Regions from separate parts of the Homo sapiens genome. Here regions 2 and 3 are each linked to region 1. Evidence: chromatin loops called from intact Hi-C (ENCODE). Cell type or tissue: PC-9. All regions are shown on one strand. Region 1 overlaps LINC02456 (long intergenic non-protein coding RNA 2456). Region 2 overlaps LINC02456 (long intergenic non-protein coding RNA 2456). Region 3 overlaps LINC02456 (long intergenic non-protein coding RNA 2456).

Region 1 (8,000 bases):
CAAAACCAAGAAGAGTCAGAAGCAAAGCTGAAACTCTGTCCTTAAGTCACCCTCATTGTGTTTGGATCTTGAAGAATCTCAAACTCATCACAAGGTATCACCAGGGCTGTGTCTACACAATACTAAGACAATAAGTCAAATTGGCTTTAAAAAGGAAAAAAAAAAAAGAAAAGAAAAACAAGAGAAAAAATATCATAGTTCAAGTTGAGTTGACAAAATACAAACCAGTCTCCTTTTGTGATTTTTTTTCATCTTAATATGTGGACCTAGACACCCTATCCAATCCCCATAGAGTACCAAATGCTGAAAGAAATAGAAGGGAAGACTAAGCCTGGAGCAATTTGAAGATTTTCTTCCTAGCATCATGGGTTCTTCAGAAAGACTTTTATGAAAAATAAAAAGTGTTACTATTATCTGGCTCTGGTATGCATATTGTCTCTTGGTTCATTCAAGAGTCAAGTCTTGAATTTTTCCAGGGTCACTTGATCCGAGTAGTTAGGAGACCTGGCTGTTCTTGGAAATGATTCTGAAGAACTGTAGGCATTGTCAAATCTGAGGCAGGAATGCCGTTTGTGAACCTGTAAGTGTAGGTAGTTAAGGGCCTGTGTTTTACAACCAGACAGACCTGTGTTTCAAACCCAGTCCGGTAATCCCTTACCAGCTGTGTGACCTGGGGAAGGGAGCTCACCTCCCTGAATAGTGGATTTTGCACCTGTAAAATGAATCAAGGAACACCCACCTGGCAGGGCTGTCATGAGGATTAAGTGAGAGACTCATGAGGCTCTGAGCACTGTGCCTGGTGTGTGATAAACCTTCAGTAAATGGTCCCTATATCGGTGAGCATCAAGCATTTCCAAAGGGAAAAAATAAGACAAAAACTCTTTAAGATCAAGACAGGAGGAGGCTGAAAGTTTCTAGATGCAAAAAGAATTTGCTTTCCTGATACATAAAATAACTTTCACACAGGGAAGAGACTGCAAAAGTGAATCATTCATTCCACAAATATGCCAGCTATGCACCAGGCACTGGGGAATTTGAAGATCAACAAGATAGAAATGGTCCCTGCCCTTCCAGAAAATAACAGTCTAGAGGGGATGCAGACACAGAAACAGGCAATTACAGCAAGGAGTCTGGTCAGGGTCCCATCTCTCTTACACAGTGCCCTGGTGCCCCATCCCCACCACCCACCCCCAGAAACCACATCGGAGCCCCATCCTGTGCTCACATCCCACTTCCTGCCAATCCAAAGAGGAGACTTGAAATCATTGACCCTGACCTTCCCGGGTTACAAGTTCTAATAAGATGAGCACACCAGCTTCCAGCCAATGACTGAGCTTTAGAGCTCCACCTTCCTAGACTGCTGTTATGACCTGAATGTTATGAGCTAAATTGTGTCTTCCCAAAATTTATATGTTGAAGCCCTAACCCCTAATCCCTCCCAATGTAACTGTATTTTGGCCTTTAAATAAGTGATTAAAATAAAAATGAGGCCATTAGGATGGGATCTAATCTAATCTAACTGGTGTCCTTATAAGAAGAGAAAATTTGGACACACAAACAGAGATACCAGAGGTGCGCACACACACAGGGAAAAGGCTATGTGAAGACACAGGAAGAGGATGGTCATGTTTAAGAAAAGGAGTGAGGAACTATAAGGAATAAAAATACATTGCCAGGAAAAAAAGCATAGTATGTAGAATTATGAAGTTTTAGAGCTGGAAGGAACCTTTATTTTTATTTTTATTTTTTGAGATGGAGTCTCACTCTGTCACCAGGCTGGAGTGCAGTGGTGCAATCTCAGCTCACTGCAACCTCCACCTCCCGGGTTCAAGGGATTCTCCTGCCTCAGCCTCCAGAGTAGCTGGGACTACAGGCATGTACCAACAAGCCCAGCTAATTTTTGTAGTTTTAGTAGAGATGGGGTTTTACCATGTTGTCCAGGATGGTCTCGATCTCGTGACCTTGTGATCCACCCCCACTCAGCCTCCCAAAGTGCTGGGATTACAGGCGTGAGCCACCACGCCTGGCCAGGAAACCTTACAGGAAACGTTTTTATTCCTTTCATTTAACAGATGTGTATACTGGTACCTAGAGAATTTAGGTGATTTGTCCAAGATCACAGACATGACTAGAACTAGAACTGAAACTAGAAGCCAGATTCCCTAACTCCAAGTCTATTAAACATCACACATTGCTCTACCTTTTCTCCAATTATTTTGATACAATAATTAACTTACATAAAAATACCTCATATCCGAACTTCCGGTTGAATTGCTGTTTATATAAGAATGTATTATAACTATTTGAAAAGCATTTCTGTAGCAGGCAAAATGTAAAAAGATGTAGAAACGTGGCCATGTACATGCCCAGCGTTTCTCTTTTTATCATTTCTTCATTCATCCTTTGGCCTCGTGCTATGTGTTCAATGCTGTGCTTGATGCAGAAGAAAACAAGTAGAAGATACAGTCCCAACTTATAAGGAGTTCTGTGCACACACTAGTTGGGAAGACATTTCTGTAAGTAACTGTTCAGTTGGTTACTTAGCAAATATATGACGAGCCCCTGCTCTGTACTAGATAACTCTGTTAGGTTCCAGAAACGTAGTGGTGAGTTTGGGTAAGGTTAGGCTGCTGTAACAAAGGAACCAAAATAATCCAGTGGTTTAAAGACTGAAGTAAATGACTTCTTCATGTAATAATTTGAGGTAAGTGTTCAGGTTGGTGGGTAGCTCTACCTCACTTGGTCCCGTGGGCCTACATCCCTCACCCTCTGCCATCTCCTGCAGCTTTGTCATCCAGCCTCTATATGGGGGGCACTGAGTCATAGTTGGCTCCAGCTGTCAACAATAGAAAGGAGAAATAGAAGTGGCACCCAGCATTTGTGCCACATTTGATACGCCAAAATTTAATCACATGGCCACACATAGCTGCAAGGGAGGCTAAGAAGTAGAGGTAGCTAGGCAGCATGCGTCTAGCATAATTCTGTCACCTTGTGTCTCCCCACAAAGAGGAGAATGGGCTTGCAGAGATGGCTAGTTGTCTTGGCCCCAGCATGCAAAGCCTTCACAGTATCTCTGTATGCATCCACAATCTATCTAGGGAGACAAAATAATAAAATCCTTACAAATTACAGTAAATGTCATAAAGGAAAGGTACATGATCCTTAAGAACATAGAATGGGAGGACTGACCGGGTCAAGGCCGGAACATCCAGTCAGCAGGAAGAGCCCATGAAAAGGCCTGGATGCAGATGATGGGGGAGCTGGTTAGAAGCTCAGATCCTGGAGCCAGACTTCCTCTAGAAGACTGAAGAAGGTTTGAGTCTTAGCTCTAGAACTTACTGACTGTGAGACCTTGGAGGAGTCATTTAACCTCTTTATGTCTTAGTCCCTTGTTTGTGGAATAATAAACATTATTATTATATAATATAGCAATAACTATAATTATTATATCAGTACCTTTGTTATGAGGACTAATTGTAAATGCTATACTATAGGCACATACTAAATATAGCTAACACTACCTAGGGATATGGGGAACATCCATCTCAGGTCAGAATTTTAACAAGTAGTAATCTAGGTGAAGAGCTGTCTGGTAGTGGTTATTTAGGATTTTCTAGGCAAAGACACAGGCTTTTATTATTGCAAGTAATTCAAGAGTTTCTATCTCTTAGTCTGTGAAAAAACCCAGGCTTGACCAAATATGCTCATTCCATGGAACGAGGGGAAATGTCTAACTAGTCCATCTTTGTGCTGCTGCCACCAGAGTAGGAATAAATCATGTTATTTGTACATTATACATTGGTACAGGAATTCTCAAGGGGTGGCAACAAAGAACTTCAATGTATATAGTCAGGTGGACATTCCCTTTTTTTTTTTTTTTTTTGTCGACTCAAAGGAAAAACTTCCCCTTCACTGAGGGTTTGCTGAAAATCAACTGATCAAAGGCAGATTAATAGGGGGAAAAGCATACAGGTTTATTAAATCATAGTTTTATATGACGTGGGGAACTTCAGCATGAAGACCTAAGGATATAGGGGGAACTATCCATTTTATGTGTAGGTTAAGGAAGTATGGACAGCTGTGTAGAAAGAGGATGGAACAGAAAGGCTATGACCTAATGCTACTAGACTAAGTGGCGAAAACCAGCAAGGACTGTCTGTCTAGATTCTTCTTGGCCTCTCTGAGCAGCGTTCCTTCCTTCTGGGTGTGGGGCAGGACCTTCTCTGGAATGAGGATCTTATGACCTGCAATCAAGCAGGTCAGATAATTTATTTAAGTCTAGTTTTTACACAGAAAGGAGGGAAGGGGTTAGAGTACTATTTTCAGGTTTTATGGCCGGCTTTGGTGAAAAGGGGGTCTGTTTTCTTTTTTTTTATTATTATACTTTAAGTTCTAGGGTACATGTGCACAACGTGCAGGTTTGTTACATATGTATACATGTGCCATGTTGGTGTGCTGTACCCATTAACTTGTCGTTTACATTAGGTATATCTCCTAATGCTGTCCCTCCCCCCTCTCCCCACCCCACAACAGGCCCCGGTGTGTGATGTTCCCCTTCCTGTGTCCAAGTGTTCTCCAAAAGCAATGGCAACAAAAGCCAAAACTGACAAATGGGTTCTGTTTTCTACAACCCACTTTGGGGAAGAAGGATTCTAATGTCTACAGCAAGCCTCAGGGTAGACTGAGGGGCAGGAGGGCAGGAGAAAGTGACAGAGAAACGTTTGCTTCTGAGGCTGCTGCTGAGGCCTTCATTTTGAGGTGTTATATTTTGAGCCCCAACAGTCTGTGCATATTCCTTTGTGTTTTCAAAATCAGTGAATTTCAAATCTAAGTTCCCCTTACACTGCGCAGTTCATGTGTTCTACAATGGTCATTTGGGGCCTCCTCTCATGCCTGGCATTAGATAGATCCGGGGTCTTCTGTAGGACCCTGAAACAGGGAGTCCCCCTTATCCACCAAGCACTGTAGAGATGCATTAGTTCTGTTTTCTCTTCTGGTGGTCCCTTCAGATCGTGGGACTGCAAAGTGACTCTGGGGAGCCCAGTGTTTATTTGTGGCCTCTGCCACTGTCCCCTCTGAGATCAGCCACCTCCTTGGAGCACTGCCAGGGAGTGACGATGTAGGAACCTTGTCCACTGCTCCCAGAAACCACAAACCTCTGCCCCCTTCCTACTGTCTGAGATTTCTTTTTTTAGCTTGGGAGAATCTTCCTCCCACTGTTTACCTTTTCCTCAGGGCTATCCTCTCTCTCCTCAAACTCTCTAGACTAGAGCACCTAGAAAATACCCTCAGTGGCATGGAATTTTGAAAACAAAAGCCAGGAAAGACAATTGTTTATATCCTTCATTCCTTGCCACATACCTGCCTGAGACCAAGGAAGCAGGCTCCTGCTGCCTGCTAAGTTGGGGAACTGCAGAGGAGGAAACCCAGGAAGAAGGAATGAAATGGGAAATAATTATCTTGCTACAACAATGGCACCTGTGTTTCTGTCCACCTAGGGAGCCATTTTTATCAGAAACTTCCAAATTTGCCTCTTTCAGAGGTCTCTCCTTCCCTTTCTGCCCCAAAGTGCAGGACTCCAGCAACAGCAAGTCGGATACCCTGAGAAGAGGCCCCCAGACATTGTGTGTGCATGTTTGCTTGTTTTAGTGTGCTTGCATTTGTTTCGATTAACAGTTGCACTAGTTATCAATGATTAAATGTCTGCAGTTTTTTCACATAAAATCAGGATATCTTGGCTTTTTTTTTTGGACTCTTCCAAAGTACCGAAGCTGCATTCCCAAATGGCGACAGTGGAGCGCTGACTAGTGAACCTTGTCCTCCTTCAGATGGAGTGCGCGTCACCTGGTTTCCTACAGAACCCAGCACCCCTAACTCCCTAAAATCCAGGTCTGGTGCCAGATGCCAAGTATCATTTAATTGGGATACTGTTTTCTAACCCTACAGATCAGAGGAAAATAACTATTTTATGGACCCATGTTTAATGTAGAGAAGTTAAAGGCAGACCAAGAGCAAAGAGGGCATTTTTGCTTTAGGAAAAGTGGGAGTGAGGGCATTTCCTTGTGGAAGTGAAAATATTTGCACATGTTTAGTATGCGTGCGAAGTGTGTCTGGGTCTGAGAATACAACTTCAGAGTAGAGTTGCCAGATGAAATACGGGATACAGTTGAATTTGAATTTCAAATAAACAATGGATTTTTTTTAGTGGGAGTATGTCCCAAATATTGCACAGGCAATATACTTTTAGTTTAAAAAATCATTGTTTCTCCAAAATTTAAATTTAACTGGAAATTTTGTACTTTTTTCCCCTCCTAAATCTAGCCATCTTACCGGAGAGGCTGTTGGAAATCAAATCTGTCTCCTTGCTCATTTTCTTTACCTGCCATGCCTATTTCCTGCTATGGTGGTGCAGGGAAGGTAGAAGCACAGGCTCTAGAGAATTCAGAATTGCAACCTTTAAATGTAGATAGCAAAGGCTGCATTTCGAATCTAAATATGGACCTTGAGCAAGTACAGACAAAGAGAATGAAGCTTCTTTTTAATAAGGATCTTAGTACCCAGAGAGAAGACTTTTGTGTGAAAATATCAGAGATTTGGCCAGGTGCAGTGGCTCATGCCTGTAATCCCAGCACTTTGGGAGGCCGAGGTGGGCAGATCACCTGGGGTCAGGAGTTCAAGACCAGCCTGGCCAACACAGTGAAACCCCGTCTCTACAAAAATTAGCCAGGCATGATGGCGCATACCTGTAATCCCAGCTACTCGGGAGGCTGAGGCAGGAGAATCACTTGAACCCGGGAGATGGAGGTTGCAGTGAGCCAAAATCATGCCATTGCACTCCAGCCTGGGCAACAGAGAGAGACTCTGTCAAAAAAAAAAAAAAAAAAAATTCAGAGGTTTTAAGAACATAAGATCCCAGTGGATAGTTTTTTGTTTTTTTTTTTAAATCGAAAACAGATCTGAACAAAGATAATTCCCTAACCACAACTCGTCAAGGGGTTTTAGCAAATGCTTAGTGAGAAGCAATTAGACATTACTATGTGCCATATAGTTTCCCAGGTCACATATGATTGTGTTTGTGTGATCATTAAACTAGTTGTGATCTTCATTCCACTCATTCTCAATTAAATCTTTGTTAAAGAATTGGAACCATTCACAGGAAGTGTTTTAGATAGATTCCTGGGCTGCGTGTGTCTGGGTTCTACCTGAATACCACAGTCATGACTTGGGTTCTCAGAGCAGTTAATATTTTGAAACCCACAGGTTTGGGATATTTGGAAACAGATGGCTGATTAAGAACCTGATTCCAGGCAGGGCGCGGTGGCTCACGCCTGTAATCCCAGCACTTTGGGAGGCCGAGGCGGGTGGATCATGAGGTCAGGAGATCGAGACCATCCTGGCTAACAAGGTGAAACCCCGTCTCTACTAAAAATACAAAAAAAAATTAGCCAGGCACGGTGGCGGGCGCCTGTAGTCCCAGCTACTCGGGAGGCTGAGGCAGGAGAATGGCGTGAACCCGGGAAGCGGAGCTTGCAGTGAGCCGAGACTGCGCCACTGCAGTCTGCAGTCCGGCCTGGGCGACAGAGCGAGACTCCGTCTCAAAAAAAAAAAAAAAAAAAAAAGAACCTGATTCCTGTCTTACAGTATGAAATGGTGTATTAGTCAGGGTTCTCTAGAGGGACAGAACTAATAGGATGGACGTATATATGAAAGTGAGTTTATTAAGGAGTACTGACTCACATGATCACAAGGTGAAGTGCCACAATAGGCTATCTGCAAGCTGAAGAGCAAGGAAGCCAGTCCGAGTCCCAAAACCTCAAAAGTAGGGAAGCTGACAGTGCAGCCTTTGGTCTGTGGTCAAAAGTCCAAGAATAAAAAAGCTAAAGAACTTGGGAGTCCAACGTTTGAGAACAGGAAGCCTCCAGCACGGGAGAAAGATGGAGGCCAGAAGACTCAGCCAGTCTAGTTTTTCCACGTTCCTCTGCCTGCTTTTATCCTAGCCG
Region 2 (8,000 bases), 130 kb before region 1:
GCGCGCTGGCTCTGGGCCCATTTCAGCATTAGGACTCACCTAGCAGTTGCAGTTCTTGTGGCCCAGGCTGCCTTTGAAATTTATTTGAGGCCCCAGAGCACTTTAGCCCACAGTGGCAAGGCTTATGGGAACTTATGTTCCCATGCTGGGATTGGCAATTACTCTCAGTCTTGGGCTGGTTTAAATGCCCCCTCCATGGCTGGGTGTCATGTGAGTTTGGCCTGTTTTTTACCTTCTACTTGAACAAGGCAGCACTGAGTCAATGTCTCATAATTACTCCACTCTTCCTTTCCCCAGAGCATAGAAATGCTTCACACCATGCCACCACTGCAAGTGGTTTAAGGAGGGGTGGCATTGGTGATTCAGGACTGTTTCTCCTGCCTCTTCTGTGCCTCTTTCAGTGATACAAAGTTAAAACCAGGTACTGTGAGTGCTCACATGATTATTGGAGCTTATGAAGGTGCTTTTGTGTGTGTATAGATAGTTCTTAAATTGGTGTCCTTGTTGGAGGGACAATTAGTGGAGCCCTCCAGTCCACCATCTTGCTTCTGAAGAATTATCTCTAAATGTTGATGAATGTAGTCATCTTTGGGAGAAATGAGTTTGTTTTGAGAATGTTTATGTGAGGTGAATAGTTACTAGTATTTTCCAGTCATTAATTAAAATAAAAAATAAATAAAATTAAAAATTTAAATATTTTCCAAAACAAGAAACTGAATATAAAGTTTCTAAAAATATGATTAGTTTATTTAGCATTCAACAAATATATATTGGAGCCTACAATGCAAAAGATACTGCCTCGGATGCCATGCAAGATTCTAAGAAAGCCTACAGTACACTCTTTCCCTTCAAATATTTTATAAACTGGAAGAGATAGAAGTAGGATAATTAGGCTACCAAAATATGCAATATTAAGCAGACAATGATCAGGGTAAAAAAGCAGGCACAAACTAAGTTTTATAGGGTTTCAGAGAAGGAATTGATTCCACTGCATTTGAGCAAAAGTGCTCTTGGGGGAGCTAGGTAAAGGAAAGAATATAAACAAAGGGGCAGAAATTGGAAATTACTGGGAAATTTTGAGCCATCACATTTGATTAGAAAATAGATTAATTTTAGGGAAGTCCTGAGAATTGAGCCTTGAAAGATCTTTAAGACCTTAAATGCCATTTTAAAGGTTAGCTTAATTTAGCAGAGAGGTGAGACCAGCAAAGACTCATCAGGCTTTAAGAAGATCAATTTGCTGAAGTGGGTGGATCATTTGAGGTCAGGAGTTCGAGACCAGCCTGGCCAACATAATGAAGCCCCATCTTTACTAAAAATATAAAAAATTAGCCGGGCATGGTGGCGGGTGCCTGTAATCCCAGCTAATTGGGAGGCTGAGGCAGGAGAATTGCTTGAACCTGGCAGAAGTTGCAGTGAGCCAAGATTGCGCCACTGCACTCCAGCCTGGGTGACAGAGCGAGACTCTGTCTCAGAAAAAATTTTTCAAAGAAGATCAGTTTGTCTGAGTGTGTTAGATAATTGGAAAAGGAGAAAACAAAATCAAGGAAACAGTCACCAAACAGGCTAGTGCAAGCATCCAAGCAGAAAGATAAACTATGCATTCAGGTGAGAGCAACTGCAGTGGAAAGCAGGGAGTAGAGCCAAGAGCCAGTGCAGAAAACAACCAAACAGAAAAAGTGAGTTAAATAAATAGAGTGATGCAATGCAGAAGCAAATATTTTTAGTTTGCCTGACTCAGGTAACGTTTATACCATTTACAAAAGTAAAGAGGCTGAAAAGGCTGAGTCTGTTTCAAGAAGAGGGGAATGATTTGGGTATTGAACACTCTGGGTTAAGATGCCAGCAGTATACCAAAGGAAAAATCCAGCAGGTAGAATTGAGGGACTATGATCCAGGAGGCAAGAGACCTCTGGAGGCAAGGATTTGGGAGTCATTTCTGTAGAGGTAAGGGGTAGTCACCAAAACCATGGCAGTGCATGAGACAAGGGGAGGGGAGAGTGGAGTAAAGGCAAAAAAGGGAGGAGAGGAGAAGAATCTCAGGAATGCCAAGGAGGCATCATTTAGGAAACTTGAGAAAAACTATCCCTGGTTGAAAGAGAACTACTACTGTAGTGTAGCAGAAAGCATTCATTTCAAGAAGCAAGGGGATGTCAGCAGTGTCCTATGCCCTGTAGTGAGGGAAGGGTGAGAATAAGACTGAGAAAGAAAGAAAAAACTGACTTGGATGGTTTGAGAGTCATCAATGGTAAAATCATTACACCACCAATTATGTTTCAATATTGCAATTTGACCAGAAGTAAGATCCCAATCAGAATTGCAATCTGCAGATTGGAAAGAGATGAGGTGAGAAAGAGGAGCTAGTCAGTGCAGGCTGCTAATTTAACAATTCTAAAAGGAAGGAAAAGAAAGGTAGGGTGCACATTGAGAGGGCATTGTGTGGGAAAGACTGAGGGTCCTTCTTACAGAAAGGGTGAGACTGAAATTACTCAAGAGGAGATCACTGAGTGATATTTGATCATGAGCCCAGGTCAGGGCCTTCAATTTGAAAAGGAGAACAAACCTTCCCCAGATGCCAAAGGAAAGGAAGTGAGTGAAGAACAAAGGAACATTTTGAGACGGAGGGGAATAGTGAGCAGGGAAGATGGATGTTTCCAATGCAGAGGGGGAGCTGGTGGCATTTTAGAGAACTAGGTGGGGAGGGTGAGTCTGAAGATTTGAGAATCATGGAGAAGCTTTAAAACAACCCCTAGGCTGGTGTCAGAGGACACAATAAGAGTAACAAGTAAGGAAGTAAAAGGCTGGTAAGCAGCAGCATAGTTGATTCTGTGTGTGTGTGTGTGTGTGTGTGTGTGTGTGTGTGTGTGTGTGTGTGTGTGTCTGCCTGTCTGTCTCTCTCTCTCTCTCTCTCTCTCTCTCTCTCTCTCTCTCTCTCTCTCTATCTATCTGCCTGTCTGTCTCTTTCTGGACTCCTGGACTCTCAGGATCCTGTGGGCCTTGACTTTCAGATTGGTGACTACTCCCAGCCAGACTTCAAAGATGCAGAGTTGGAACTCCAAGGTTGGCAATTCCAGGCAGTAAGACCATGCCACCTGAGATTGCTGGGAGAGGCTTTTCCAGGCCCCTCCTGCAAGAAAACAGACACCAAAGAACAAGGTAAAGAAGTATGGAAAAACAGGGTTGGACCCTATCCATCTTTTTACTAGTCACTGCACTAAAATGTCAGAATCAGGGAAATGCCTGACCTCGTTTCTTGGGAAGAATGAGGCACATATCAAAATACATAAATCCTAAAAAGCTCGTTGTGAAGGGCAGAGTCCTAATAATTTGTATTTTGATAGCTTTTAAATATTTTTCAAATGGGTGTTTCCAGGAGTAAGGTAAATAGTCCCATTTTTGTGGGGCTTCTGATTAAATTCCAAACATATCAATGTTCTGGGGTGTGTCCAGTGACTCTGATACCTCTCAGCAGGTTTGCCAAGAAAGTGCAAATGTGAGTCTCAGGGAAACAAGGAAACCATTCTCCCAGTAGCAAGTTGCAGGGCTGTGCAAGGGAGAAATGTGCAGACTTTTGTCTCCCCTGTGAAGAAGAGATTAGAATTAGAATGGAATAAATTGTCGATGTGAGCAAGAGCTGTTACTATGTAACAATAACACTTTGTGTTCCATTCAAAGAACTGCAAGCCCTTTGACATGCCCTGAGCTCTTACTTTCTCTCTGGACTCCAAGAAGGGACTTGCTAAGCGCATCCCAGGTCCAGAGAGAATCTGCCCGCACCCCCCACCCCCGCCCCCCGCCCCCTCGCCACGACCAACTTACTGTGCCTCACTCTTTGCTCCTTCTTCACCAGTTACTCTCCTTCTGTTCCTTTTTGCCCACCTCTGCTCAGCCTCCAACACCAAACAGTCCATTTTTGCCTGGAGGAGGAAACAAGACTGTATTGAGCACACAAAAAGACATTTGCTTATTGAGATTGTAATGAGATCCTCAAAAAAGTTGTATAGACAAGTGATAGTCAAAATATTTAACAACACATTCGACACGGTCATCAGCCACCCAGAAACTACAGAAGTTTTACTGAAGCAGAGTGGATTCACCCACTGTGACGGGCATTACTTCTTATTTGCTGGACTGTGGAAAGTTCCCAGGACAGGGTAGGGCATGAGTGCCCAGAGTAGCAGGAATAGGAGATACTTGAGTGGCAGTAACTTTTACCAGCTGGGACAGAAGTATTTCAATGTTTCACCAACCAGTACTGCTGAATCTTAGCCATGACTTATGTCCATATAATAGATAAAAATTGGGCCATGGAGGTGTTAAATAACTCATCCAAAGCCACCCATTGAGTGCTAGGATTGGGACCCAGTGACTCTACTGTGAGGCCTTTTCCACACTCCCCACCTCACTGGCTCAGTACCTCTTCTCCCTCATCTGTCTCTTTCTGCTTAGAGATGAGAATATGTAGTAGTCTGGAGAGGGCATGCAAGGGCACCTGAAGACCCTCTCCCAGGAAAACTCTAAAGGTGTGTCTGTTAACTCTCTGCTGTGGTCCCACTAAAAGTATTCTCCGTAGTAGCAAGGTTAGGGGAGAAGATTGAGAAGAAAGCCTATTATTTCCTCTTTTCCCCCTAATGAGGCAAGAACCTTGTTTCTTTTGTTCCTCATGATGTTGTCAGAGTACAGCACATGATTGATTCCTAATACAATTTTGTCAAATGAATGAGTGAGTGAGTGAATGAGTGAGTGAGTAAAAAGGTATTTCTTCCACTTCTATAGTACCTTATATTTCTGCAAAGTGCCTTTATACTTTATCTCATTGGACCCTCAAGGAGTGTTTAGAAACATTTTTATTTCAGTTTACTAATAAAGAAGCTCGGATGCAGAGAGGAACACTAATTATCACAATACTAACTGGGGTGGAGCCAGGATTGCGACTTGCCAGCTCCCTGTCCAGGGCCCTTTCTCCCACATTGCAGTATCCCCTAAATATGAATAAAAGTTAATATAATTGGAAAAATGAGGTTACTTGTAATTTACAGCCTGTAATATACTTAGTGATGAGCAATGGCAAACAGGAGAACTGGATCTTCTTCTGTCTCCCGTTTACCACCCCAACCCCACCGCAAGTCACCAGACCCAAGCCAGTCCCTCACTCCCTCCAGGGCTCAACCTTGTGACCCTTGGGTAGCATCTGACTTCACCTCTTTGTGATTTTTTACTGAATTTCCACAGGAAATTATGTTTTGTGAACTATGCCAGCTGGCATAGCCCTCCCTTGCACAGCACCCTCACTAAGTTCAAATATGACACTTAATGGAAAGAAAAGACTGCATCCATCTACCTAACTAGGGAAAATATCTACTCATCAACTCCCTCCATGAAGCCTTTAGAGGATAAGGGAATTGAGTGGCTTCATACAGTTGCCTTCCTCTTTGTTCTCTTTTTATCTAATACAGAAGTTTTCAAAGTGTGGTTTCTGTACCAGAAGCATTGGCATCACCTGGGAACTTGTTAGAAATGCAAATTCTAGGCTGGGCGCAGTGGCTCACGCCTGTAATCCCAACACTTTGGGAGGCCGAGGCAGGCAGATCACGAGGTCAAGAGTTCAAGACCGGCCTGACTAACATGGTGAAACCTCACCTCTACTAAAAATACAAAAATTAGCCAGGTGTGGTGGTGCACACCTGTAATCCCAGCTACTCAGGAGGCTGAGGCAGGAGAATTGCTTGAACCCCGGAGGCAGAGGTTGCAGTGAACTGAGATAGTGCTACTGCACTCCAGCCTGGGTGACAGAGTGAGACTCCATCTCAAAAAAAAAAAATAAATAAATAAAGAAATGCGAGTTCCAGTGTCCCAGACCCACAAGAATTAGAGGTTCTGGGGGTGAGGTCCAGGGATTTGTGTTTTAAAAGCCCTGTCGGTGATTCTGGTGCATGCCAAAGTTTGAGTACTACTATTTTCTTATGTCCTGTTTTTTTCCTATCTAAGCCAGGGAATCACTTACTTTCTGTTCCCAGAGGTCTTTGGTGGACCCCTCTGCTCACTCAGTGCTCTAACCCTTCTTCTTTCCACATGAAAGCCTGTACTATGGTTCTGTTAATGACAATTTTAATTTACCTCCATGAAGTAAGGGCTGGAATAGATGATCTGGTGAGATTTTTTGAAATCTAGAAGCTCTGATTCTTCAGGGGAGCCATATCAAAGCAGATGGCTTAAGGAGGGCAAAGGAGGACTTCTGCCTTGTGAGTTTCCTTTTGCTGTAGGCCCCAGGACTGGAGTGAAGTGAGGACACAGGCCAGTTGCCAACTATGGTTACGGCCCCAGGAGATCTTTGATGTTCTCCCCTTGCTGTCTAGGTCCCTGTTTTCAAGAATTTATCAGAATGACCCAGACTTAGTAAATCTGTTCTATGTACCTTGGACAAAATAACTGCTGAGTCAATCCTGTAAGGAGTCTTGGATTGCCAGCCTAAAAACCTGTTTATAGTTGACTTCCTCTGGCAAACTGCTATGAGATGCAAAAAAACAGCATCATCAGTTTGGCACATACTGGACCATTCTCAGCATTTGCATTAGGTAGGTAGTCAGTGCAAGAACAGATCACAAATATATTTTAAAAATCCAATTCCTGCCTCTCTGTCTCCCTCCCCTCTTGCCCCTTCTATATTTTCCAAAATCCCTACCCCTGAAAAGATGACTTGAAGACTCAACAGGAGGATGATTTTTCCACATTCTGAAATTCTGACAATTAAGAAAGAAAGATCCTAATCTCTGTTCAGTTGCCAGGCTCTGATATGCTTTTCCTGTTTAAGCATTCATAATCTACCACTCATTGATACATCTTGCCAACTACAAAAACTACTTAACTCCTGACCTTTGTAAACTTTCCTCCCTCACAAGGTTCTTCAAGTTATGAAAGCACAGTAAGTGGATGGAGATGATTGGGTAGGATAAGACAAAAATGTTAGTCTCCACTGAAGATAACAGGCAAAGGTCCTAGAATTAAAGTTATGAGACATGAGTTCTAACCAGGCCTTTGCCTCTGGTGACATCCTGAGATATTGGGGCAGGTTACTTCCCCATTGTGGGTCACTGCGAAACAAGGGGCTTCAGCAAAGCAGATCTCTAAGCTGTTTTCCAACTCTGATATGGTGACTAAGCAGGTATGACATAGATATGTCCTGTTTAGGAGTGTCAGTGTCCTTATCTGAAAACCCAGGTTTGGTGATAGCAGGTAGACTTCAACTTTTTGCCAATTGGTTTTCGCTGAGAGGAATGTGGGAAAGGGTGTAATGGTTGACTAACAGGTCTGCCATAGATGTGATAGGAAGAAATTCCCAGAGTTTTGTGTGTTTCTTTCATAGTTCTTTCGCCCTAGCAATAGTTGTATGTATCTGTTTAGTGTATTTTAGCTGCCTAAAATATAAGTGCCATCCCGTCATAGAGCCCTGTGCCTGACACAGAGCCTATTAGCTGATAGGTGCTCAATATTTTTTGAATAAATGAATGAGTCTAAATAGCTTAAGGACCGTATCTTGAGCATTTGGCCAACAGCAGGACAAGGCTCCACTAGTACTGGACTCACATAGTTAGAATAACCTCATTCCATTTGTCCTTTAAGGGTCCTTGCCAAACCTGATTCTTATTTCCTCTAAGACTGACCTCAGACCTTCAACTTCATAGGGGAAAGGGCAGTGGTGGTAGGAGGAGGAATTTTCCTGGGATTCAATGAATACCTCTTTTTGATACTGCTTCTTTATAGTATTCACTGAGAGTTTGAATAGGGGGTAAGTAGCTTGAGAAAACGGGTTCTGACTTTCCAACCACCAGGTGAATTTTCATTGACGTAAAGACCCCATTCTCCTCCCTTTTAGTCTTCATTTATGTTGGAGGGTTCATACTGTTATAGTTGGGTATTAGGCTTTACGTAAGGTTGGGAGGAAAGAAGGCTTTCTTGGTGAGCTTGGCTCTGTGGCTTGGCAGTCGCACAATTAAATGACT
Region 3 (8,000 bases), 67 kb before region 1:
CAGTGAAATTAAAATGAAATCCAAAACTTTTAGATAGTCTTCAAGACCTTATATGATCTAGGTCTTGACTGCCTCTCTCCTCATTGTACTCCAGTTTCACCTCCACCAACCTCTATCTCTATACCCCAGCTACTCTGGTCTTCTTTATGTTTACGTGTGAGTTCTTTCTGAATATCACATTTATGCCAAAGTAAATTTTTAGGCCTTCAAAATATTTATTGTGGAAAAAGAATCCAACACCATGAAATTAAATGTCAAAGAATGCTGTCCTCCTTCTTGTCTTTGCACTTTGCACTTGTTCCTTCTGCTGAGGCTGCTCTGTCCCAGATCTCTGGAGAGTTGAGGCCTTCTCTTCATTAGGATGTCAATTACTGAGAGGTCTGCCCTAATTATCTTAGCTAAAATACCACACCCCTCCCATCTGCCCCATACACATACACACTAACTTACTCTCTCCTTCATGATTCTGTTTTACCTTATTCATTACTCAGTAACAAAATAATTTTATTTATTTATTTTCTACATTCGCTCATCTTCATAATTAGAACATAAACTCTCTGAAGTCAGGGACTTTATTTTTTTTTCCACTAATTTTCCAGGGCCTAGAACAATGTTTAGCAGATAATAAATGCTCAATAACAAATGAGCAAATGAAGACAATGTAGGGAGGTTACTGTAAGAGTTCCTAAATACTCTGCTTTTATTCTCTAATTACACAATAAACTAGTTTTGTTGGTATCAAAAATTTTAGGGAGAGAAGCACTAAAAATATGCAAACTGTTATGTAGCAACCTCTTGAGCTTTTCTTGGTTCAGATGACATCAGCTCACCGGAATGATTGAGGATACAGGGACTACATTTTTCCCATCTGGATCAGTAAAAATCTCAAAGTAAATCTTGGCTTTTTAATTCTGTTTTCATTGAAGTTCTTTGATTTTAACAGCCAATTGCCCAGCCTTTCTGTAAAACATTTTAGGACATGGGTATGATGTATTTAGGGAACTGTCAAAATGTAAATTGATGTTGTAATAGGTTTTCAGCAGTCAGTCCCTATGAAGCAGTAAAAGCAGTGTTCAGAAACTTAACTGTCAGAAACTCCAACCAATATTCCAGTGTGTGCCTTGTAAACCTTAAAAGGCCTTTCACCAGCTTTAAATATGACCTTATGGGTCTTATAACGCTCCTATATAATCCCCAAAGAAATCATAAACATGGCAAGCTTTATTTCCATCTACTAAGATTATCACAGAGCTTTCCACTAGCACTGGTTCCTGTAAGGTTCCCAGAGCTGTTTATTAATCCTTTATGCCCCCAATCATAGTTGAGTAGGGTCTGGTGCTCACCCACAATCTGGGTGGTGAATGTCTTCAGACTTTGGATGAAGGGGAACAACTTAAACATAGATTTTGGTTTGAAGAAATTTTCTCAGTGTGTATTTCCAATTTTATTCACTGCTTGGAGTTGAAAAGGAATTAATAGATAAAGCAGTTCATGAAAAGATTGAATGAACTAAGTCACAGAAAGTAATCAGTAAAATGTTCTGTGAGTTCTCAACAAATGGTAGCAATTAGCTATGATTGCATTATATTTATATCATGCCATTTAATTCATGGTGATAAAATATGATTTTGTGTCTGTCTCCCATCAGATAGGGAACTAATGTCCAGGGGACTGATTTCTGCAGCACCAGAAATTAGCAAATTACCTGAAATATATTAGTCATCCAAATTATGCTTCCTGACTTGACCTGGTTCAGAACACAGAGCACTGGCTTCTGGGTCCCACTCTTTCACTGATTAACTGTGAAACATTGGGTAACTTTTCTTAGCTCTACCAGGCCTCACTGTCCTCATTTGTAAAAGGAAGAGGTTGGATTTTATGGTCTCTGAGGTCTTTTCCAGTTCTAACATTTCATGGCTCTATAAAGCATTGCTGTTAAGGAAGATTACTAGGAAATGTTGGAACTGAATCCTGTTTCTCTTTGCCTGTCCTGACCATGTCCTCCACATAGATGAATTATCCAGGCTGATTTCCATGCAATCCGAGTGATAGTCTTGCCATTATTAAGATTTCATCTTAGACTTTAATAGTTTATTCCAACCCAGAAAACATGGTGGGAGGTGGAGATGGCTATGAACCAAATGCTACCTTGGCCACTTTGCCCCACTCTACTTCCTAAGAGCCTATGTGTGGGTTATGGAGGCCCATGGTTTCAGTTAGCAAATAGTTATTTGATAGTTTAATTTAAAACTTATTTAATTCAAAAAGGTTTAATTCAATTCAGCAAATAATTGTTGCATGCCTACTGTGTGCCAGGTACTCATTAGACTCTACAGATACAGAGATAAATGATAAAAGTCAAAATCTGTTATGACTACAAAATGCTATCTATAAGATTAATAACATCTTATTTATTTATTTATTTATTTAGATGGAGTCTTGCTCTGATGCCCAGGCTGGAGTGCAGTGGCCACGATCTCGGCTCACTACAACCTCCACCTCCTGGGTTCAAGCGATTCTCCTGCCTCAGTCTTCTGAGTAGCTGGGATTACAGGTGCGTTCCGCCACGCCTGGCTAATTTTTGTATTTTTAGTAGAGATAGGGTTTTACTATGTTGGTCAGGCTGGTCTTGAACTCCTGACCTCAGGTGATTCACCCACCTCAGCCTCCCAAAGTGCTGGGGTTACAGGCATGAGCCACCGCACCCAGCAGATTGATAACTTCTTCACAGCTAAGTTGGACTTATTTTTTTCCCAGATAAAGACAACTAGATGTAGAGATACGAGGCTGTCTTTGTTTGTTTGGTGTGGCTATAACAGAATATGTGAGACTGGGTAACAAATAATGAAAAGAAATTTATTGTTCAGTTCTGGAGAATGGGAAGTCCAAGATCGAGAGGTCAGCATCTGGTGAGGGCCTTCTTTCCAAGTCATCCCATGGCAAAGGTCTCAAAAAGTAAGGGGGGAGGGAGGGAGGGAGAAATGGAAGGAGAAAGAGAGAAAGTAAAAAGGGGCCGAATTTCCCCTTTTATAACAAACTCACTTCTGCAATCATGACATTAATCCATTAATTCCACCCTCATGGCCTAATCATCCTCATTGGGCTCTACCTTCCAATACTCTTGCATTGAGAATTAAGTTTCCAACACACGCTTTTTGGGAGATACATTTAAATTATAGAAAAGGGCAAATCAGTTAAGTCCTAATATAAGTAAAAGAGAAAATAGAGGCCTTCTGGGCTCCACATGATCACAGATATAAATAATTAGCACAGAGCATAGGATTCAATAAATGTTATTTTTCTTCTCCATCTTGTTTAGGTTAATACCTAGAAGTCATTCTGCATTTCTCTGCCATTCATTCCCAAGTTGTCAGGTCTGCCTTATTAATATTTCTAGAATTTAGCCACTTCTCTACATTCCAATCTAAAACAAACTTCAAGTTTCTACTATAAATCTCTTTGTATTAACCTCCTAAATTTTTCCTATTGCCAGTCCTGCCTCCATCAATCCATTTTCCATGCTGAGACTGAAGTGATTTTTCTGAAATTTAGATTTGGTCATTCCTATTTCCACTGCTTAAACCAGAGATGAGGAGCAGGGGACAGAGTCTAGAAATGTTTAGACATGTAGCAATCAATAACTAGTCATCTAGGGTGAGGAAGTAAAGGTTATGAAGAAGAAGGAGTCAGGAATAATTTACACACTTACAACCTCATTGAATAATGGGTGGTGGTGCTATCAAAAGAAATGCAATGCAGGAGAAGCAGATTCAGTGGGATGATGGTATAAGGAATGCTATGACTCACTGCCCAAGATTTAGACTCTTATTTCCCTAGTTGCTGGGCGTGTGACTGCTGATGGCTAATAACAAAGACTGTCTGTAGGAATGGCCATCAGCAACTGCCCTGGTGTCTTTCCTTCAACTCACACCTACGCCTTCATGAGAGCTCCTTTTGACCAAGTAATGGAGGAAGAAAAATGCCAAACTAGGAGCACAGATGGGTTAACTCAGTCTATAGGTACAAGCCAAAAATGATTGCTGCTGCAATGTAGCTCTACTCAGAGGTATCTCTAAAAGATGGTGGTGAGAAAAAAAAAATCCCCCCAATGAGTAGAGCTTAAGCTTAAGATTATCCGCTTGATGTGGAAAGAGAGGTGGCTTCAGAAAAGATTACTTATGGATTCACAGGCAGTGGTGAATGGCTCAGTTGATTGGCTCAAGGCCTGGAAGAAAATCTGGAATATCATAAGCAAGAGGATCTGGAGAAAAGGTATATGGATTGGTCTATGAGAGTGAGCACAAAGTGTGAATAATGATGTATTAAGGCCCACAAATGAGTGTCTAAAATGGAAGAATCATAAATAATCAAGTACACAGAATAATTCAGCCAGTTGACATCAGTGATTTGTTAATCTGGTGATGGCACAATAGGCATTTGAATAGAGTAGCCATGGTGGGGAGTATAGAAGCTATGCATGGGCTAACAGGATGGGTCCTCATTCTTTTCGCTACTCTAGCTACCATCATTGCCAAATATCCCCTCTTCCAACAACAGAGACGCAACACTGAAAACCCAATATGAAACAATCCCATAAGGATCATAACCAGTCACTTGGTGGCAAGTCAACTGAATTGAACTCTTTTCATGCTAATTAGGAAAACAATTCATTTTCACTAGAATGGACACATATTCCAGTGATGGGTTTACCTTTCCTGCCCACAGAGCCTTAGCCAGCACTATCAGGAAGCATAAAGAGTATTTGATCTCCAACGTGAGATCTTCATGACATCAAATTCTCCTGCCCTATCCTGCTTCCTTCACTCCCTCTCATGAGTTCTGCTGCTAATAGCACTTCGCAAAAAACTCCCAGCATGCATATCTTCTTTTAAGTGTCTGTTATCCAGGAAAACCAATTTAAGACAGGTAATGAATTCAGTCTAGGTTGAGGTGATTGCAGGACACTCAAGCAGAGATATTGCATTTTTGCATATTGAAACTACAAGAATTAGACAAGATTATTCAGTGAGAATGTGCAGAGTAGCAAGAGTGGTACACGGAGAATAGAATATGAGGAAAACCACAAAAAGGAGGAAAAGGAAGTAAAACAAACCAAGAGAGGGTCAAGTTGCACCAAAAAGTCCAAATTTAAAAAAAAGACTGAGAGATGCGGCAAGTTGGAGGTTATGGATGACCTTAGCAAGAGCTCAAATTGTGGGGCTAGAAACAAAAGTGAGGTGAGTTAAGGAACACATGGGAGGTGAGGAGGTAGTGGCAGTGAGTAAAGACTAGGGGTCAGATATTCAAATACAGGGGCCAGATAGGTGGGGTAAATGGATAAATTAACTTCAATAAATAATATGTGTCCAGGCCTACATGGTCCAGGTACTATAATAGGCACTTGAGTTTTCAGTAGTGATGTGAGAGGAGACAGAAAAAGTAAGAAAAACTGTAGTTTCAGAATTCTTTAAAAATGAAGAAAATAAGAGGGAAATGAAGCAAAGAGCAAATTCCAAGTGAATGAGGGGGAGTAAGGAAAGATTTCTCTGAGGAGATGACATTTCAATGAATTCCTTAATAAGAAGTCAGCCATGTGAATACTTTGGGAAAGCATATTATAGGCCAAGAGAAAATAGTAAATGTGAAGACTCTGAAGCAGGAATGAGCATCTATATATTCCTAATAAAGAAGTCAGTATGGCTGGAAACTGTTAGCAAAGAGAAGGGTGTCAGGAGATAGGGTAGGAGAGCTAGACAGAAGCCAGCTTAACTCAGGCTAGTTGGCCATAGTAAAGACCATGATAAAGTGCATCTTGGAAGCCAACTGTTGAGAAAGCCAAAGGTCAAGCATAAGAATGAATCATGATGGTGATAATAGGAAGTGGCGGGAACTGTGGCAGAGTGGAGAGCATTTATCTAACTTAAAGAGGACAGTTGCTGATCAACAACAGCTAATCAGCTCTACTTAAGAATATGGACCCAGCCTGAATATCACAATTCTAAGAAAAGTAGAAATCTGGATTCTTAAATAAAATCTTCCAATTTCTAAGTGATGTCATTCAATTCCAATCTTGTTTTTTAACTAATCTGATCCAAAACACTGTGCTGATCAAACAGTAAATCTGAGGCTAGACTTAGCCAGCAGGTCTCCAAATGCAAGTCCTGGTTCTCAACATTGTTCTTCCAAATTTAGATGAAAAGGGGAGACAGAGGGTAAGAAGTAGCTAAAAGAATAATATGCTGCTGTTTTAGTCAGGGTTCTACAGAGAAATAGAATAATAGAATTTACATATATCTATGTATCTCTATCTCTATCTATCTATCTACATGGGGTACTGGGGAGAAATACTGATTTCATTGTCTCATGTGATTATGAGGGCTGACAAGTACAAAATGTATAGAGGAGGCCAGGAGGCTGAAAATTCAGGTAAGAGTTGATGTTTCAGTCTTCAGTCAGAATCCCACAGAGCAGCAAAATGGAAGCACAGGCAAGGTTTCTATGTTGCACACTTGAGGAGAATTCATTGTTTTTCACAAAGTGTGTCTTTGCTTTTAAGACCTTCAACTAATTAAATGATGCCCACTCATCTTATGGAGGGTAATATCTTTTACTTAAAGTCTACTGATTTAAATGTTGATGCCATCTGAAAAATATCTTCACAGCAACATTTAGGCTAGTGTTTTTACCAAACAATTGGGCATCATAGCCCAGCCAAGTTGGTACATAAAATTATATATCACAAGGGCCAAGAAAGCTTTAATTTATAATGAGATAGGTTTGAACATGTTTATACTCTGAGAAGACTGTAGTAAGGAAGACAGGAAGAAAAAGGAAAGGAAAGAAAAGATATACATAGAATGAGTGAGGCCTCAAAGGAGCAGGAAGTAGGATCATGGGATAGAGTGAAAGGATTGGCCTTGAATAGGAGGAGGACACCCTCACTCTCTAGAATAGGAACTAACAAGCTGTGCCCCAAAGGCCAAATCAGTTAGTTGCCTGTGATTTTGTTAGCAGCAGTGAATCTATATGGGTCTGCAGCAACTTGATCTTTGCCTCCTCAGAAGAAAGAATTTAATAGAGGAGTGAAATGCAGAGGGAGAGACCAAGGTAAGTTTTAGAGCAGGAGTGAACGTTTGTTAAAAAGCTTGAGAGCAGGAATGAAAAGAAGTAACATAAAGAGGGCCAAGAGTGCAACTTGAGAGATCCAAGTGCCTTGTTTGACCTTTGACTTGGGGTTTTATATGTTAGCGTGCTTCCAGGGTCTTGCATCTCTTCTCCCTTGATTCTTGCCTTGGGATGGGTTGCCTGCATGCACAGTGGCCTGCCAGCACCTGGGAAAGGCTGCATGCACAGTGGGTTTACTGATGTTGTGCTCATGCTCATTTGAGACATTTTTCCCTTACCAATTGAGCATTCCTAGAAGAAAGTCATATACCAGTTAAATTCTGCCATTTTGTCTCTAAGTATACATGTTTGGGCCCACTTGCCCAACTCCTGAGATCTTATTGGGAAACTGCTGATCATCAGTTTCAGATGTTTTCTACATGTTGGGAGACTGCCTATCCCTGGCACCAGCTGTGACCAATTATTATTTTAGAGAGACAGTTTAACAACTGCCTGACAATCACCTGATTGTCCCCTGACATTCTTGGTAGAGAGGAGGCCCTTTCCTGCCCTGCCTATGTCTGCCTAACTACATATTCTAACAATTGTACAGATTCTAGAGCTAAAAATAGTCACTGCATTTTTAAAAGGTTGAAAAATAGTAAAAAAAAATTTTCAGGAACATGAAAGTTATATGAAATTCAGATTTCAGTATGTATTAAGTTTTATCAGCACACAGTCATGCCAATTCATGTAACTGACTGTATTAGTCAGGGTTCTCTTGACCTATAGATTCATATTGTCCACTGCCCAGAAACTGCCAATTTATCAAGACAGGGGAATTGTAATAGAGAAATATTTTAACATGCAGAGCCAGCTAAACAGAAGATCAGAGT

What was found. Hi-C counts contacts between places; a loop is a spot of excess contacts. Peaks named below come from ENCODE experiments on the same cell type or tissue, not always from the same donor. Only the 100,000 strongest peaks of a DNase experiment are listed, where the experiment ranks them.
Region 2: it touches region 1 in a loop (11-fold over the local background); 2 of 110 quality-filtered maps call a loop at or near these places.
Region 3: it touches region 1 in a loop (2.7-fold over the local background); 3 of 110 quality-filtered maps call a loop at or near these places.

Annotation. Positions count from the first base shown.
Region 1 is chr12:102,560,387-102,568,386 of GRCh38, reverse strand. The region is part of intron 11 of LINC02456 (long intergenic non-protein coding RNA 2456); the gene reads right to left. Among named protein-coding and RNA genes, the nearest start is that of IGF1, 84 kb to the right of the region's middle. In PC-9, no CTCF peak of the experiment used is centred here; DNase peaks (open chromatin) are centred at 606, 976, 4,166 and 5,226; H3K4me3 peaks cover 2,662 bases; H3K27ac peaks cover 6,752 bases.
Region 2 is chr12:102,686,023-102,694,022 of GRCh38, reverse strand. LINC02456 (long intergenic non-protein coding RNA 2456) reads right to left here. Exons shown (of 13, transcript XR_007063427.1): 12 at 3,820-3,917. Among named protein-coding and RNA genes, the nearest start is that of LINC00485, 130 kb to the left of the region's middle. In PC-9, no CTCF peak of the experiment used is centred here; DNase peaks (open chromatin) are centred at 1,652 and 3,482; H3K27ac peaks cover 1,595 bases.
Region 3 is chr12:102,627,297-102,635,296 of GRCh38, reverse strand. The region is part of intron 11 of LINC02456 (long intergenic non-protein coding RNA 2456); the gene reads right to left. Among named protein-coding and RNA genes, the nearest start is that of IGF1, 150 kb to the right of the region's middle. In PC-9, no CTCF peak of the experiment used is centred here; a DNase peak (open chromatin) is centred at 3,806.